2 separate regions of the Homo sapiens genome follow, and region 2 is linked to region 1. Evidence: read pairs that join two places in POLR2A ChIA-PET (ENCODE). Cell type or tissue: Panc1. All regions are shown on one strand.

Region 1 (2,500 bases):
TGGAAACTGCATTTCCTAAGGCAGTAAGGTGCTAGCCTGTTTTCTTCAATGAGCTTGTATATTGTTCTCACTTTTTCTTTTTGTTTTGAGATGGAGTCTCACTCTGTCGCCTAGGCTGGAGTGCAGTGGTGCAATCTCGGCTCACTGCAACCTCTGCTTCCCAGGTTCAAGCGATTCTCCTGCCTCAGCCTCCTGAGTAGCTGGGATTACAGGTGTATACCACCAAGCCTGGCTAATTTTTATATTTTTTAGTAGAGATGGGGTTTCACCATGTTGACCAGGCTGGTCTTGAACTCCTGACCTCGTGATCCACCCACCTTGGACTCCCAAAGTGTTGGGATTACAGGCCTGAGCCACCATGCCAGACTATTCTCACTTTTATAAAGAACCAAGCCATAGCTTAGCCATGCCAATTTCTCTGCTCACAGAGAAAAGGAAGGGAATATTTGTATTGCATGTTAGAGGTGACCCACACTAGTGTTTGCTTGGGCCCATGTTTGCTAGATATACCTGTAATACCCCTGGGCCTCAGTGCTGTCAGTCTCACCAAAGTCCCACCCAAATGCTGAAGCTGGAGGCTTTCCCAACCATAGCCTCAGTGGGTACCAACGACCTCACCTATGACTGATGGAGGAGGGGGTCCTACAGAAGTCTTGGTTCTTTGCAATAAGAGCAGGCATCCACACAGTCAATTTGGGTTGGGCCCCTGGGGGCATGAGCAGACATTGTGACTAATGGATTATACGTAAGCAGCTTTGATGGAAGGGTGTGTTAAGTATCTATTGGTGTGTAACGTTATTACCACAAACATGGTGGCTTAAAACAATACACATTTATTAGCTCACAGTTTCTGTGGGTCAGGAGCCTGAGTACAGTTTAGCTGGGTTGTTGGCTTAGTCAGGGGCTGTGTTGGTAGCCTCTTGCGGGCTACAATCAAGGTGTTGGGGCTGTGGTCTCATCTGAGACTCAATTGGGGAAGGATCTACTCTCAAGCTTCGTCAGGTTGTTGGCAGAATTCAATTCCTTGTGATTATAGACTGAGGACTTCAGTTTCTTGCAAGCTGTGGTCAGAGATCAATCTCAGCTTCTAGAGGTCACCCACAGTGTCTTGACACATGAAATTCTCCAAATGACTGCAAGGGAGAGACAGACTCCAGCAAGGTAGCTACTAGAACTAATGCAAGGTAATCACAAGCACATATCACATACATGCCATCACCTTTGCCATATGCTGTTGGTTAGAAGCAATTCATAAGCCTTGTCCACCCAAAGGGATTTCATATGGGTATGACCACTGGGGAGTGGGGACCATGAGGCCACCTTAGAGCATGTCTTCCACAGAAGGCCTTACCAGAAGGTGCTGGGAAGAACAGTCAACCCAACTTCTCAGCCTGAGAAACTCAGGTTAGTCTGTAACCATTGGCCTGACTTGGAGCTAGTGACCAATGGTTCCCCCAGTAGAGTCCTCTAATCTTTCCCCAACTCTCCCTTCCCCTACTCCCATTACTCCCATCTGGCCTTCCCTGGGTGGAGTAATTTGCACCTTCTTCTAAGCTATTCCTAGCATATTTTTATGACATAAACTGTATGTCCTTGTATTAGGTAGGGTCCAATCAGGAGAAAGAAACCATATCAGCAGTCTTCTTCTTTTCTCTCAAAAGTCTTTATCAGCCTCTAAGTACAATCACATTTTCATAAGACATTTTCTACCTCTGAGAACCTAGCTAAAACTTATATCCAGGAACACTTATAAGAAATTGTGAACACAGAAGTCACTAGACACTAGTTCTGAATTGACACCAATCTTGAGGACAGTGTTTCTGTGGCTTTCCCAGTCAAAGTGGGGGCTTTCTGTAGTCAGGTGACAAATGAAGTCTTGCCTCAAGTCCAACTCACACTGGGCCCAATTTCTCCACAGACACATGTGTTCATTATATCTCTAGTGGCTCAATATATGATTGAAATAGACATATGTGGAAACTGGCAGAATCCTGCATTGGCTCTATAATCAAAGAGATGTGGGTCATTATGGCAGGAAGCACTATGTGGAAGGCCCTGGACCTTTCCCTGCCTACCAAGATAATAAGTCAGAAGCAGTGCTGCACCACACAGGGAACTACAGAGATTCATACCACCCTAGGAGACTTCAAAGAAGCACCTATCACACCCTGATCTAATTCAGCAGTTTGAAATTTGCAGAAGTCTGATCTATCTTGGAGAATGCATATGAGTGATTCTAAAATTACTCATGCAATGATTTCGACTGCAGCTGTTCTTCGAGCTGTAGCATCATACTGGAACAAGTAAACACAGCTCCTGGCACTTGGTAAGCAGCTGACCTGGCAGATGCCTTTTGTTCCATACCAACTTGTAAGGAATACCAGCAGCCACCTGCCTTTATCTGGAAGTGGTAACAGTATACTTTTACCGTCCTGCCTCAGGGAAATGCCAATATTGCTTTCTGCTCTAATATAGTCCTCAGAGATTGTAATTGCTTTGA
Region 2 (2,500 bases), 60 kb before region 1:
ACTGTGAGTCAATTAAACTTCTTTCCTTTATAAATTACTCAGTCTCTAATATTTCTCTATAGCAATGTGAGAAAGGACTAAGACAAAGGGCATCCATTTCTCTTCAGCTAATGATGTAAAAAAAAAGACTGTATTGACATGGCTGAACTCTCAGGACCCTCAGTTATTTAGGGATGGACTAGATGGCTGGTATCATCGCTTACAAAAGTGTCTTGTAACTTGATGAAGTTTATGTTGAGAAATAAAATATATATATTTGTGTATATGTGTGTGTGTGTATGTGTGTGTGTGTGTATATATGGAGAGAGGGAGAAAGACGCAGTCTTGCTCTGTTGCCCAGGCTGAAGTGCAGTGGTGCGATCTCCACTCACTGCAAACTCCACCTCCCAGGTTCAAGTGATTCTCCTGCCTCAGTCTCCCGAGTAGCTGGGATCCCAGGCATGCACCACCATGCCAGATAATTTTTGTATTTTTAGTAGAGATGGGGTCTCATCCCGTTGGACAGGCTGGTCTCGAACTCCTGACGTCAAGTGATCTGCCCGCCTCGGCCTCCCACAGTGCTGGGAATACAGGAGTGAGCCACTGTGCCTGGCCTATATTTTTTATTTTCATCCTTTAATTCCATTTTCCACCACCTTTTTGAAGTCCCCTTGTATATTACCACAGTCACGTATATTACCAATCGTGTATGGTACCACAGACATGTAGAGTACCACGGTCATGAATATTACTAGGAACGCAAGGAAGCCATCAGCATCCAGTTCAGAAGCCACAGGAATCTAAGCCTGAGTGAAGGATGTGAGTCTGTGCCCACCCTGCACCCTCTTGCCTCCTCCCTGCTCCCCAGCACCCTGGAAAGCCTGGACAAAGGAATGACATCACTGCTGGAGGATCCTGCTGAAGTCATGCTGAGAAGGGCTGCCTTCTTTTAATTTTCAAGTGTTGGTTGATCGATGCTGGTGTCCTCTTTTCCTCCTGCCCCCTGCCCCTGCCCCTGCCTGTGTCATTGCCCTCACTGACTTCATGACAATGACTCACAGAATCAAAGGGTAGAAGGGACCTAGGAGGTTGTCCAGAACCTAACCTCCCCCAGTGCAGAAATCTCGACACCATGTTTGCTTAAAGAGCAACCTGTTCCAAAGGGCAGGAAGGTGTTCCTCTTGCAGGGCCCAGGTCTGCATTTTCGAGCCCTCCCCACGGGCCTAGCATGGGCCTCCAGAACCATCTAGAACAGGTCCCATGCCTCTGTGGTACTGGAATGCAGCTGATACCCTCTCTTGCCTCTTAAGCAGTCAACTATACTCCCATGGATTTGCCACCCAACCTAAGTCATGGCTTCTAGCCCTTGTCACCCAGCCTGCTCCCTGGATACCTTCCAGTTGGTCAAGGGCCCTGTCAAAGTGCTGGCCCACATGGACACAATACCCCAGAAGTCGTTTGACAAAGTAGGACTGAAAAGCATCTCCTTCATTCTAAGCACCAGCACAATTATCTGATTTTATTCAGAGGGGTTAAGCACTACTGCCATTAGAAGCCTGCTTGTTGGTGCCAACTCATCCTTCCACAGTGTTAGGAGATTTTTCAGTCTGGGGATGGTGGTCACTCCAAGAACACTAAGTGTCACAAGGAGAGAACCTTGTTTATGAGGTTCCCTGCCGCATCTCCAAGGCCTAGTTTGCTGAATCAATGAACAGAGCCAACATAGTCACGATTCCTCAGAGCCGTGTCACCCTGAAGCTGGTTGTCACTTCCTCACCTAAGTTACCAGCAAGAAAGATCAGGATCTGGCTGGGAGCAGGGCTGCCCAGCAGAGCCCTGAGGGCTGGGTGCCAGCTGCCTCCCACCCCCTCCAACAGTGGCACCCCGGACTGCCTAGATTCTCCATTACCCTCAGCCCAGACACTTCCATCTTGACAGTAAAAGATATCAGAGGAGGCCCTCAGCATCCTCCAAAACTCTAGTGCAATGCTGACAGCATTCCCTGAGCTCTGGGAAGCTCTCAAAGAAGGTGGCGAAGCAAGTCTGGGTGATATTTTTGGAGGAGGCATGGAAACCTGGCGGCCTCCTAGCAGGTCCCCCACCCCTGGCCTGACACCTCCACCACCTGCCTGTCACAGCAGCCAGGGGATCCTGCTAAGGCTTGGGTGAGGGCATGATGCTTGAGTCGTGGGGCCAGCTAGGTCTACCTGTCCTACATGGGAACCTGTCTCCCTCAGTTCTTCCTCCCCACTCACTCACTGCTTCAGCCACACTGGCCACCTCTTGGTCCTCAGACACTCCACTCTCTCCTCAGAGCCCTTGCCCTGTCCTCTTCCTGGAATGCTACTGCTCCCTTCCCACCATGCCCTCGCCTCCTTCAGGTCTTTCCTCGTGTCTCCTTCTCAGTGTGGCCTTCCTTATACCCTACCTAGAATCTCAGGCCCTCGCATTCCCATCCTTCTTGCCTCATTGGTTTTCTCCTCATTGCTTATAATGACAATTCAATGTTCTGTTTTATTTA

The links. Peaks named below come from ENCODE experiments on the same cell type or tissue, not always from the same donor. Only the 100,000 strongest peaks of a DNase experiment are listed, where the experiment ranks them.
Region 2: POLR2A ChIA-PET joins it to region 1 with 5 read pairs; 10 of 35 experiments call an interaction of 5 or more read pairs at or near these places.

The regions. Positions count from the first base shown.
Region 1 is chr1:12,667,446-12,669,945 of GRCh38, forward strand. No RefSeq gene overlaps it. Among named protein-coding and RNA genes, the nearest start is that of AADACL4, 25 kb to the left of the region's middle. In Panc1, no CTCF peak of the experiment used is centred here; no DNase peak of the experiment used is centred here.
Region 2 is chr1:12,607,583-12,610,082 of GRCh38, forward strand. All of the region lies in intron 1 of DHRS3 (dehydrogenase/reductase 3), which reads right to left. Among named protein-coding and RNA genes, the nearest start is that of DHRS3, 9.4 kb to the right of the region's middle. In Panc1, no CTCF peak of the experiment used is centred here; no DNase peak of the experiment used is centred here; H3K27ac peaks cover 2,312 bases.